Regions from separate parts of the Homo sapiens genome. Here all the other regions are linked to region 3. Evidence: chromatin contacts called from ENCODE Hi-C or POLR2A ChIA-PET data. All regions are on one chromosome and are shown on one strand. The core of a region is the stretch at or near the end of the contact, and the rest is flanking DNA. Distances in the headings are between cores, read along the strand shown.

The links. A loop is a pair of places that touch in the nucleus more often than their neighbours do. ChIA-PET counts read pairs that join two places held with the same protein, here RNA polymerase II (POLR2A). Pooled maps may share reads with other maps.
Region 1: a map of CD8-positive, alpha-beta T cell shows a loop between it and region 3 (7-fold over the local background). The contact joins the promoter of CCNY here to the promoter of ZNF37A in region 3. A Hi-C loop is called at or near these places in 1 of 168 maps with a recorded cell type or tissue (CD8-positive, alpha-beta T cell), 1 of 37 single-sample maps with no recorded cell type and 9 of 50 pooled maps. POLR2A ChIA-PET finds 5 or more read pairs at or near these places in 1 of 52 experiments (AG04450).
Region 2: POLR2A ChIA-PET joins it to region 3 with 10 read pairs in naive thymus-derived CD4-positive, alpha-beta T cell. The contact joins the enhancer-like site here to the promoter of ZNF37A in region 3. POLR2A ChIA-PET finds 5 or more read pairs at or near these places in 2 of 52 experiments (IMR-90 and naive thymus-derived CD4-positive, alpha-beta T cell).

The regions. Positions count from the first base shown.
Region 1 is chr10:35,334,555-35,338,990 of GRCh38, forward strand. It overlaps CCNY (cyclin Y), which reads left to right and starts at 1,955. Exons shown (of 10, transcript NM_145012.6): 1 at 1,955-2,653. The coding sequence starts at 2,500. It overlaps CCNY-AS1 (CCNY antisense RNA 1), which reads right to left and starts at 1,870. Exons shown (of 4, transcript NR_186477.1): 1 at 1,666-1,870; 2 at 1,374-1,522. RefSeq lists a silencer at 1,581-2,320.
Region 2 is chr10:35,258,091-35,262,537 of GRCh38, forward strand. It overlaps a transcript of CCNY not described here. Among named protein-coding and RNA genes, the nearest start is that of LINC02634, 16 kb to the left of the region's middle. Within about 2 kb of position 2,126, at least 2 of the 41 ENCODE cell types and tissues checked have a DNase peak (open chromatin) inside an H3K27ac peak, as active enhancers do.
Region 3 is chr10:38,092,521-38,096,529 of GRCh38, forward strand. ZNF37A (zinc finger protein 37A) reads left to right here and starts at 1,817. Exons shown (of 8, transcript NM_001324250.3): 1 at 1,817-1,970; 2 at 2,411-2,704; 3 at 3,018-3,109; 4 at 3,224-3,284. RefSeq lists an enhancer at 1,771-1,960.

The DNA.
Region 1 (4,436 bases), core at 705-3,204, 2.8 Mb before region 3:
TTGGACTGTTGTTGTCTACCCACCCTCTCCAGGGCTTTAATTCTTTAGAACTTCCCTTTTACACTTCTTTTCTCATCTGGTCAGCATTACCACTTTGCAGCCACTTATTTTCCATGGACATCTGCCACTTATCCTAACAAATAGCATTAATACAGTTGAGAGCATGGAGCGTTTAAAATATGGACTAATAAATGTATAAACAGTACTTTGAGAGGGAGGGAAAGCACAGGTTAAAAAATGGCTAGATGTAGAGAATTAAATGAAATGTTTATAAAGCCGTTCACACGATGTCCACACATTGCTGATGCTAGATAAATATCAAGTCCCTTATTCCTTCTCTTACCTTTTAGTAACTGGATTTGTCACGAACAGGTACTGAGGTCTGCATAAATCAAGGCATGATTTCATCTCTGGGCCTCAGTTTCCTCATATATAAAATTAAGACAGTTGTACTATTGTACTAGTTTTTTTTTCAAGAACTAGTTCAAAAACATTCCCAGCTCCCACCCCCACCCCCCCACCCCACAAGACTCTCCTCAAGACTCCTTCAGTAAATATTTGGAAAAAGGGTGGGAAGTTTGTTTCTGCCACCTTATATTCTTCCCAATAAAGGCAAGAAAAGTCAGGGATGGCTGGCATTGTGGGCGTCGGGAGGGAATGCGAACCAACATTTACTCTACTTCTCTCCCAGCCAGGCATGTTCACATACCTTGATCTTAGTCAACTGGCCTAAGTTAACTTGTTCCCAACATGACAAAACCCGATGGCATTCTAAAAGCAAAGCAAAGCAAAGCAAGGGCAGTCGATGAGTTGTGTTAACTTAGTTTTCTATCTCATGTTAACCTCCAAGGAACTCAAAACAACTCCACAGCGAATTCAATATTAAAATAGCTCTGGGACCCCAAGATTTATTTCACAGCTTAAAGCAAGGTCACTATCAAGTCCTCGGCAAAGCTCAAAATACAATAGAAAACTCCCAAATCAAGCCCCAGCTTATTTAAATGCTTAGAAAAAAAAAATAGCCAGGTGCCGTGGCTCATGCCCGTAATCCCATGGGAGGAGTCCAGACGGGAGGATTCCTTGAAGACAGGAGTTCGATACCAGCCCGGGTTACGAAGCGAGATCCCATCTCTACAAAAAGTTAACACACACACACACACACATTCACCACCTTAGCCTGGCTTAGTGGCGGGCGCCCGTGTTACAAAGGGAGATCCCATCTCTACAAAAAGTTAACACACATACACACCCTACCTTAGCCTGGCGTAGTGGCGGGAGCCTGTAGTCCTCGCTACTTTGGAGACACACACACACACACACACCCGTAGTCCTCGCTACTTTGGAGACACACACACACACACACACACACACACCTTAGCCAGGCGTGGTGGCGCGCGCCTGTAGTACCGGCTACTTTGGAGGCTGAGGCGGGAGAATCGCTTCAGCCTAGGAGTTCGAGGCTGCAGTGAGCCGAGATTGCGCCACTGCCCTCCAGCCTGGGCGACAGAGCGAAATCATACCTCTAAAAAAATAAATTAGAAAAATAAAAAGACAAAAAGAGCCAGCCCGGTTTCGGAGAGGCAGGTGCAGCCTCAGCGCCCTGGGCCTGCGTCCCCGACCGGGCCCTGGCTGCGCTCCCGCCCGCTGCGGGCCCCGGGGACGCACCTCGCATCCCGCGCTGGGCCCCGTTCCGTCCAGCCCGGGGGAGTGGAGGAGGCAGAGGCCGGGTGGGGAAGGGCCTCCAGAAACCGAGCTCCCGACGACGTCTCCCGCGACCCCAGTGCCCGAGAGAGGAGCGGCCCCCGGGAGCGATCCCACAACCGCGCGGGGCTGCGCCGCCCCGAACCTCCCCGCGGCCGCCGATCTGCTTCCAGGGCAGAGGGAAGGGGCGGTGACGGGGCGGGGCGGGGGCTGCGGCGAGGGCGGGCGCCGCTGGCGAGGGAGGGCCGCCAGCATCCTCCCTGGCCGCGCCGCACCGCGCCGCGAGGAGTCCGGGGGCTGCGCCCACGCCCGCTGCCCGCCCGCTCGTCGGCTAGTCCCGCCGTCCGGCGCGGACACGCGTGCCCCCGGCTTGAACCGGAACCTCTTGCCGAGGCGGCCGCCGTCGCCGCAGCCGCCGGGGAAGCGGACACCAACTGGGGAAGCGCGGGGGGGAGGCGGCCTGCGCGGCGCCGCCCGCCATGGCCGCGGCGGGGTGAGGTAGGCGCGGCGGCCGCAGTCGCGCGGACCCGAGCGCTCCTCCGCCGCGGATAGGCCGGCCGAGGGGGAGCCGGGGCCGTCGCCCGCTCGTCGCCGCCGCCGCCGCCGCCGCCCATGGCGAGGCCCCGCCGCCGCCGCCGCTGCTGACCCGGCGGCCGGCCGCCGTTCCGCCCCCTCCCGTGGCGGCGAGCGGGCGGGCCTCCCCACACGCCCCCGCCGCCCGCGCCCCGCGTCCACCCGCGCCCCGCTCCCGGGGACTGGGAGAACAGGATAGCAGCAGGAGTCGGGGGGCCGCCGAAGATGGGGAACACTACCTCGTGCTGCGTGTCGTCCAGTCCCAAGCTCCGGAGGAATGCCCACTCCCGGCTGGAGTCCTACCGGCCAGACACGGACCTGAGCCGCGAGGACACGGGCTGCAACCTGCAGCACATCAGCGACCGGGAGAACATAGACGGTGAGTGCGGCCCGCCGAGCCCCCTACCCGCCCCCGCGGCAACAGTCGCACAGCCAACGTCGGGGCGGCCCGGCTGCTCTTGCTTGCCCAGCCGGTCTCGGCGACCCGTGCATAACCGGGGCTTCGCCCGCGCAGCCTAGGCGCCCGGGGCCCCGCAGCCTCTGGGCGTACCCCTCGCTGGTTACCCCCAAGTGAGCGGCCGCGGAAACTTTGCAGGCCCGCGGCATCGAGCACGGCGGGCCTAGGGCGGGTGTGTGCGCGTGGGTCGCGAGGTGACAGGAGCCGGCCCTCGTCCTTAATGGAGCGGCCAGAGCTGGGTGGGGGCGGCCCGGGAGCTCGGGGTTCCCGGCACTACCTGAATGCAGCCCGAAGCCAAGTTGTGCACGCGTTTGTCCTATAAAAGCGAAGTGAGTGGATTCCCATTTTGGAATCCCGGTGTCTCCAACCTCGAGTTGGAGAACCATGTTGAGTCAGTTCCCCGGAACCTTACAAATGGACTCCACTTCCCCCGTTCCCATTCTACCGTTTTTTTTAAAAAATGATTTTTTTGAGTGGCGGTTCCAGGATTAGTCAAATAGCTTCTCCCGAGAATGCTCTTTAAAAGATTGTCAGACACCTTTGGGTTAAGTCTCAGTTTTTGCATGGGCCCGAATTGCAGTCCTATGAATTTCTGATTTATTCAGGTGACTTTTGGTTGGTCTGGAGTTTGCAAAAAGAAAAAAAGCTAAGACTAATTACTGCACGCAGTAATGTTTTATTTATTTTATTGGTTTGGCAACATATTTATTAGCACTGTTGCTCAGTGATAACGACAGAGGGATATTTATGCATCATGCTTAAAATATAGTTTATAGAATTTTCAACTGAAAAGATTTGAAATTGGAAGTATCTTTTTATGACAAGGTGATTTTTTTAACCCAAACATCTTCTCATAGTTAATCTGGTTGAACTAATATGAAGAAATTTTTGTGTGAATGAATGAACACAACTTCATAATTCGTTCCTGTCCACTTTAGGATGGAAGATTCTCTCCACTGTGGAAAGGCCACATTTAAACTTTGCTAAAGGAAAGATTTTTCTCGTTTGTCTTCGTGTAATTTCTTCTAAATGGTAGTTTAATCTTTTTAGGAGAGCATCTTTATTAAATGAGTGCCATGTATAAAGGGAGTAACACAACGTCTGGTTTCTAGTACGCGCTTAGTAAATTATGGTTCCATATGACGTGTCTAGTGTTGTTATTTTAGATTTCCATTATTTTAAACATACGCTTAGATGTCTTTGAACTACAGCCATACTTTCTTCTTAAATTTATGCATTTAAAGGCATCTAGAAGGATGAAGGCCAGATCGGTCTTGATCACTTTCACAGCCTCTAGCACCTGAAAGAAAAGTCTAGCATATAATAAACAGTAAGTATTGTACTTTAAAGGGAGGAATAAATGAATGAGTTTATTACAGAAAGCCATTACCCAGTCCTATACTATGTTGACAGGCGAAAACATTTGGAAATAATGTCTTCTTTATGATGTGCAGTAAATTTCCTTTTTATGTTGTGCAGTATCTAGCGGAGGCTTTGTTTTGAATGATGGATCAAAAAAGAAAAAAAAGAAGATTTACATTTCTTAGAGCCAGGCTGCATACAGTTATTATAGACTATTGTAAGGAAATAAGGTGGAAAAAATAAGTGTAACCAGGTATTTGGCACTAAGGCTCAGTACAATTTTGCCAGAGTACAGTGAAATGATATTGTGTGTTCTTTCATTTCAAAGAAATCTTAAGTTTCA
Region 2 (4,447 bases), core at 876-3,375, 2.8 Mb before region 3:
GCAGAGGTTGCAGTGAGCCAAAATCGTGCCACTGCACTCCAGCCTGGGCGACAGAGTGAGACTCTGTCTCTAAATAAATAAATAAAACACAGTAACTCTGGAAATCAGATTCTCAGAGTTTGCTGTTCTTTGTTATGGTTTTTGTTTATTGTTGTTATTGTTAACAACTGCCTTTGTGACAAGAAGTCAGGCTGAGGTGAAAAGCTGATGTCTTCTGAGGCCTCTTCTGAGCCTGTGCCTTTCCCTGGGCAGGTGTGAGTACTTCCTAATTTTCCCTGTATATGCAGTTGCTTTTGACTATCCCAGACTTTAGTATCTGACTCCCAAGGGGGAAAGAAAGAAAAAATGAAGGTGGGGGAAGAGTGCTGGCCCTTCATTTCCAGAGGAGGAGGGTCTTGCCACAATGACAGAGGTGCAACAAAATCATCCACCTGCTTCTTTTTGCCTCTGTAATCAAAAGCAGCAACCAGTGATTCTGATATTTGTGGAGATTCCTAATAGTTGGAGGATAGGGCTTCTTTGCCGACCCTGGCTCCTGCAAGTTGGTTCAATCTGCCTTAGAAACACATGTGGGGTACAGTGGCTCACGCCTTTCCCAGCACTTTGGGAGGCCGAGGTGGGCGGATCATGAGGTCAGGAGTTCAAGACCAGCCTGGCCAACAGAGTGAAACCCTGTCTCTACTAAAAATACAAAAATAAGCTGAGTGTGGTGGCATGAGCCTGTAGTCCCAGCTACTTGGGGAGGCTGAGGCAGGAGAATGATTGAACCTGGGAGGCGGAGTTTGCAGTGAGCCGAGATCGAGCCACTGCACTCCAGCCTGGGTGACAGAGAGAGACTGTCTTAAAAAAAAAAAAAAAAGGAAACACATGCACTGCTGCCTGCCGTGGGGAAAGGTGGTGAGGAAAAGGGTAGCTGCTACCGCACCAAGAGCTGAAATTGACCAAAATTAACCACAATTTACCATCTAAGTCATTCTGCTGAAAGCTGCAAGTCTTCAATAGATTCCAGAGTTCTAAAACAGTTATGACAAAGAGATTCTGCCCGGGTAATTGTTATCTAGATAGGGAGACCGATTCTTGGTGCTTCCTATTCGATCATCTTTCCAGAATCCTCTGTCCAGGCCTTTGTTTGAAAGTATAGCTTTAAATCTTGTTATTTTTCCTTGGGTGGGGTTTTATTTTCAGCCTTATTTATTCACTGTGGCCTTGACTTCCTAGGGTCAAGTGATCCTCCCACCTCAGCCTCTTGAGTAGCTAGGAGTGCACCACCATGCTTGGCTGGTTTTTAAATTTTCTGTAGAGATGGGATCTCACTATGTTGCCCAAGCTGGTCTTGAACTCCTGGGCTCAAGCTTCACAAAGTGCTGGGATTATCGGCATAAACCACCACACCCAGTCCTGGTTGTTTTTTTTTTTTTTTTTTTTTTTTTGAGACAGAGTCTTGCTCTGTCACCCAGGCTGGAGTGCAGTGGCATGATCTTGGCTCACTGCAACCTCCACCTCCTGGGTTCAAGTGATTCTCCTGCCTCAGCCTTCCAAGTAGCTGGGATTACAGACACACACCATCATGCCTGGCTAATTGTTTTTTTTTTTTTTTTTTTTTTAGAGACGAGGTTTGGCCATGTTGGCCAGGCTGTTCTCGAACTCCTGGCCTCAAGTGATCCGCCTGCCTCGGCCTCCCAAAGTGCTGGGATTACAGGCTTGAGCCACTGGACCCAGCCCCAGTCCTATTTTTTTTTTAATGTAGAAAAGAAAATGTGGGCTCTTCTTAAGGAAATTTTATGCATAATCAAACAACATACTTTTTTTTTTTTTTAAAGGGACCCTGGGGCATCCCATTGGCTCAGAAAATCACTTGCTCTTCAAACTCTTACAGCCATTTTCTATTATACTAATGTCCCAGGAAGAAAGCAAAACTACCAGGGCCAGAGAAAGCACGGCAATCTCTATGTTGGGACTAAGAATTTGATCCTGTTCATGCTTTGTCTTTCTACTTCCACCTTCAGTGCCTTTTTCTGTTCTTTTCCGGTGCTCTCTTTTCTCTCTTTTCTCCTCTCCCCCATGCCTCTTGTGGTATCATGCTACCTCATCCTTCCTATCATGACCAAGGCATTTGATGAACTCATTCCTGCCAGCTCTTCTCAGAGTCTGAGTCAGACAGGACCACAGGGAGAAAAGACTCTTGAATCATGGGACTTACATTTGGGTTAAAGCACAGACCAAATGCTGTATGTAAGAGCCTACCTCTGCAAGGCTGCCCCTGCTCCCACTATTGCACCCATCCTGCCAGGGGCCGACTGGGCTGACACCATCATTCCCGTCACTCCCACCACTCCCCTCCCCTCCCAGAATTGCAATAGTATGTCAAATCTGGGACCCCGATCAGGGATCTGGGAAGTTGAGAAAGCATCCAGTTGGCAAACTAAGATATGGGTTTCACCCTAAGAAAAGAGTTTTAAATGCTGGCTGTGCATGAAAATTGCCTGGGAAATTTTAGAAGAATGTAAGCGCCTGTGCCCCATCTGAGGTCAATCAGGTCATTTGATGTGGTTTAGAATAACTGCCCAGTTAACATTGCCAGGCAGGGACTGTCACCAGGACATAATTTCTCTTCTCCACATCCAAATCCTGACCAATGCCTAATGGAAGGGACTTTTGGGATCCTTGAGTTACATTAGAAGCTGATAGTTCCATTTAAAGATCGTGGCAGTTCCTGCAAGGCTTGGTGTGTTAAGTGTGTGAACAGTGGCCCCGGTTCTGTGGCTCAAATCTATAATCCCAAAACTTGGGCAGGAAGATTGCTCAAAGCCAGAAGTTCAAAACCAGCCACGGCAACCTTGTGAGACCCCGTCTCTACAAAAAATAAAACAATGAGCTGGGCATGGTGGTGCACACCTGTGGTCCTGGCTACATGGGAGGCCAAAGTGGGAGGATCACTTGAGCCCAGGAAGTTGAGGCCACAGTGAGCCGTGATTGTGCTACTGCACTCCGCCTAGGTGACAGAGCAATAATCTGCCTTAAAAAAACAAAAGAAAACAAAACAAAACTGAATAGCTTTGGCAGGTTGAGGAAGGAGGATCGCTTGAGGTCAGCAGTTTGAGACCAGCCTGGACAACATAGCAAGACCCTGTCTCTAAAAAAAAAAAAAATTTTTTTTTTTTTTTTTTGAGAGGGAGTCTCTGTCGCCGAGGCTGGAGTGCAGCCTGGTGCGATCTCAGCTCACAGCAACCTCCGCCTTCTGGGTTCAAGCGATTTTGCTGCCTCAGCTTCCCAAGAAGCTGAGATTACAGGCGTATGCTAACACTCTTGGCTAATTTTTGTATTTTTAGTAGAGACAGGGTTTTGCCATGTTGGCCAGGCTGGTCTCAAACTCCTGACCTCAGGTGATCTGCCCACCTTGGCCTCCCAAAGTGCTGAGATTACAGGCATGAGCCACCACACCTGGCCTACAAAAAATTTAAAAAATTAACCAGGCTTGGTGGCTCATGCCTGTAGTCTTAACTACTCAGGAGGCTGAAGCAGGAGGATTGCTTGATCCCAGGAGGTCGAGGCTACAGTGAGCCACCATGATGCTGTTGTATTCCAGCTTGGGTGACAAAGGGAGACCCAATCTCTAAAAAAATTTAACGGAATATAGATAACTGAATAGGCCAGGCACAGTGGCTCATGCCTGTAATCCCAGAACTTTGGGAGGCCAATGCAGGCAGATCACCTGAGGTCAGGAGTTCAAGACCAGCCTGGCCAAAATGGCAAAACCCCGTCTCTACTAAAAACACAAAAATTAGCCAGGCATGGTGGTGCGTGCCTGTAATCCCAGCTACTTGGGAGGCTAAGGCAAGAGAATTACTTGAACCAGGGAGGTGGAGGTTGCAGTGAGCTGAGATGGTACCATTGCACTCCAGCCTGGTCAAAAAGAGTGAAACTTCATCTCAAAAAAATAAAATAAAATAAAAAGAGAGATCAGGAGTTCGAGACAGCCTGGGCAACATGGCAAAACCTCATCTCTACTAAAAATACAAAAATTACCTGGGCATGGTGGTGCATGCCTGTAGTCCCAGCTACTTGGGAAGCTGAAACAGAAGAATCTCTTGAACCCAGGAGGCGGAGGCTGCAGTGAGCCAAGATGGCACCTCTGCACTCCCACCTGGACAACAGAAACTCTGTCTCAAAAAAAAAAAAAAAAAAAAAAGAATTGAATAGTATGAGTGTCACACAGAAGGTCAACATGAGTCATTTTATTTTATTTTATTTTATTTTATTTTATTTTATTTTATTTTATTTTATTTGAGATACAGTCTCACTCTGTTGCCCAGGCTAGAGTGCAGTGGTACAATCTCAGCTCACTGCAACCTCTGACTCCTGGGTTCAAGCAATTCTCTTGTCTCTGCCTCCCGAGTAGCTGGGACTACAGGTGCACGCCACCACACCTGGCTTATTTGTTTATGTT
Region 3 (4,009 bases), core at 567-3,066:
TCCAGTCTAAAAAAAAAAAAAAAAAGAAATAATGGAATATTCACAAGTGTCAAGACTGTTTCTTAAAATGCAAAAGCATTAGGCTGGGTGCAGTGGCTCATGCCTGTAATCCCAGCACTTTGGGAGGCCGAAGCGGGCGGATCACGAGGTCAGGAGTTCGAGACCAGCCTGGCCAACACAGTGAAACCCGATCTCTACTAAAATTACAAAAATTAGCCGGGTGTGGTGGCACAAGCCTGTAGTCCCAGCTACTTGGGACGCTGAGGCAGGAGAGTCGCTTGAACCCAGGAGGCGGAGGTTGCGGTGAGCCGAGATCATGTCACTGCACTCCAGCCTGGGTTACAGAGCCAGACTCCATCTCAAAAAAAAAAAAAAAAAAAAAAAACATTATGAGCAGGAAAATAAATTGTGTCTCGAAGTGATAATCATTGTTGTACTTACCATGACTGTCTTCTGAAATGCATCTCAACCCTTGAATAATTTGATTCTTTTACATGGATGGTACTAAATGCTTTTCCAGCATGGGAACAAGTGGGATTATCATCAGTGGTGGTAAAGAAGGGAATAGAAATGGAGAAAAATGCTTCTTTTTTGGTCAGTGGACATTTATTTTTTATTTTTATTTTAACTTAAACTTCAATAGCTTTTGGAGTACAAGTGGTTTTTGGTTATGGATGAATTATAAAGTGGTGGATTCTGAGATTTTAGTGCACCTGTCACCTGAGTAGTGTACACTGTACCTAATGTATAGTTTTTTTTTTTTCATTTTTGAGATGGAGTTTTGCTCTTGTTGCCCAAGCTGAAGTGCAATGGCGCGATTTCAGCTCACTACAACCTCCACCTCTCGAGTTCAAGGGATTCCCCTGCCTCAGCCTCCCAAATAGCTGGGACTGCAGGTGTGTGCCACCACGCCCAGCTAATTTTGTAGTTTTAGTGGAGACGGGGTTTCACCGTGTTACCTAGGCTGGTCTTGAACTCCTGACTTCGTGATCCACCCGCCTCCGCCTCCCAAAGTGCTGAGACTACAGGCGTGAGCCACCGCGCCTGGCCATGTGTAGTTTTTTTAACCTCCGGCCTCCTTCCTACCAGCCCCTTCTGAGTCTCTAAAGTCCATTATATCACTCTGTATGCCTCTGCGTACTCATAGCTTAGCTCCCACTTATAAGTGAGAACCTACGGTTTTTGGTTTTCCACTCCTGTATTACCTCTGCCTGTGAACTTTAAAAAGTTATCGTGATCAAGAGATCCTGCATACTCCTGAAGAATGGAAAATGCATGTTTGCCATGCAAGATGGTATTACGTGGTTTAACAAATAAAATTTGAAGAGCAATTCCGAGTTATCTTTACGACAGCTTACAGGCTGGTAATGCTCATGTCCAGCGTGTTTTCTCACGGTTAGCGTCCAATGGACCAGAAAGGAGCAAGTGAAGCTCTCCACACTGGCGCAAGTGTAGGTGGTGCTGCGGCAGCGTCGCGGGGCCACAGGAACCGACCTCGTCTGGAGAAATTCCACTCGTGAATTCTGCCAAATGAGGAAGTGTTGAGGACGGCCAAATCATCAGGGGGATGTAATTCATGAGAAAGCTGTGTAATTTAAATACTCATAATTTATTTCAGCTAACGAATAAAACTGCAGTACTGCACTTGCCGCATCTGGGAACTAACTGCCCAATGCGGCTGAAACCTCATGCCCTTTCAAAAGGAGTGGCGCGAGGGCTTGTGGGAAATGTAGTCTGCACTTTCTAAGGGAGCGGCGCGAGGGCTTGTGGGAAATGAAGCGTGCACTTTCTAAGGGAGCGGCGCGAGGACTTGTGGGAGATGTAGTGTGCACTTTTCGGCCCCCGTCGCGGGAGCCGCTTCGGGCCTTCTGGGCATGTCTGCCATATGGCTCCAGGTTTGTTTTTCTCCCCGGCACTCTGACGGGGAGGGCTCCCGGCATCTCCTGGCGTCCGGGTAGAGGACGCGGAGGGTGAGTAAGGGAGGGCAGGGGCGAGGGTGGACTGGGGGTTCCGCGCGGCCTGGGGGTGGGAGAGAGGGAACGCCTTTGCCGCCTGGCCTGGGTCCGAATCCTGCCTCGGTTCTTGTGCTCCCAAAGGGAATGCGCAAGTCCCGCGCCTGTGACAAGTGAGGTTGGATTTTCTCTTCCCTGAGGTGAAGGATGCCCGGAGGCCTCCGCAGGACGGCGCAGAAACGGGCCTTCTGCCCAATAGATGCGCGCTTCTCTCATTCTTTCCCCTCAGAATCTCGCTGTCCTCACAACCACCTGTGGTCGGCGTCGCCGCGGTGTCACTGCGATGCCGAGGCGAATGGGGTGGGGGGAAGCGCCCGCGGGGCGGGGAGGGACCCTGCAGGCGCGGACTCCACACCCAGCCTCTGGCCAGCGTCACTCGGCTTGCTGTGTCCTCGCAGGTCGCAGCTTCATTGCCTGATGTCTTCGGGAAGTATTTTGAAGTCATCGTGGCTGTGGATTGGGGAATTTCTTGTTTCCACTGACCTGTGAGGCCGCGCACGCGGAGGGAGGCACCCCAGGCCCTCCGGCACTGTCCAGCCTCGCCTGTGTCCCCATTAGCACCAGTGGGCATTTTCAGAGGGTCCAGCTCATGGCTCAAGTGACAGGAAGATGTAGGAGCTTTCTGTCTTGAATGAGGATTCGAACCAAAGGGCTTAGGCCCAGCTGTCTTGGAGCAAAGCAGCTGTTGTGGGGTAAGAAGGGAAGGGTGGGGGGCGAGGGCCCAGGGGCCCTCCTAGGAGGACACCCAACCCGTTGGGCTGACACCTCACTAGAGATCTAGAGCACGGGTGGGAGGAGCAGAGGCTCGATTTGTGTCCTTTCCAGACCCCCACAGGCTGGGAGCTTTGTGCCCATTCAGATGTGGGGGCAGAAGAGGGCAAGGCCGAAGGAGCAGACAGCACCGCTTCTTGGGGAGTTGTGAAGGCATCATGCGGAGGGAAGAGCTTAGCAGCCAAGTGGAGGACAGCACCCTCCATGCCTGGATTCGTTACTCGCTCGTTCTAGATGCTGAGCTGCTGGCGCACTGCAGCACAACTAGAGATGTACGGATGCCCCCATCTTGATCTTACAGAATCAGAGGTACAGCCGCGAGAAAGGTCTGTAAGTTATCTATTTACGCTTTATTTAAAAGATGGGATGGGGTGGGGTGGACAGGAAACGAGCTTAACGTGTTAAGTTACTGATGACATTGACACATTTTGTTGTGGCAGAGTCAAGAACAGACAGAGTCGCTTGAGGACTCAGGAGGGTGTTTGCTGCGTTGACAACAGAGTAAGTAAAAATCAGTTTGCTTTTTTAAATCCAAAGATTGTTTTGAGAACCTCAAATCAAGTTAGAGCAAGTTCGTTTTCCTTCCAAAAAAACTGGGCTGGGCTGGGCACGGTGGTTCACGCCAGTAATCCCAGCACTTTGGGAGGCTGAGGGGGGTGGATCAAGAGGTCAGGAGTTCGAGACCAGCCTGGCCAACATGGTGAAACCCCGTCTCTACTAAAAATGCAAAAAATTAGCCGGGTGTGGTGGTGCGCACCTGTAGTCCCAGCGACTTGGGAGGCTGAGGCAGGAGGTTGCGGTGAGTCGAGATCATGCCATCGCACTCCAGCCTGGGCAACAAACAGGGCAGGACTCTGTCTCAAAAAAGCAAACAAACAAACAAAAAAAACTGGGCTGAAAAATACCACATCGCTTTTTTCAAAACCTTGTTGGGATTCTCTGGTTTGTAATAAAGATTAAAACCTGAGTATTTTTGTTTAGCATCAGTTTTAATGAAAGTATTATGTTCCACTCTTTGGCTTTTCCTAACTTGCTTAATTAGTTTAATATATCGGTTTGCATACTCTGTTAGAGTACAGCATAAATTGTTTTTAAGTCAGTAGAAAACAAACGTTTTTACATTTGAAAACTAATGAGTCCAAGCAGTACATAATCATGCCAGAGTCATGCATGGGCGTGTGAGTATCTCCCTTTCAGAGATGTTTTGCCGGCTGCGAAGTGGACCT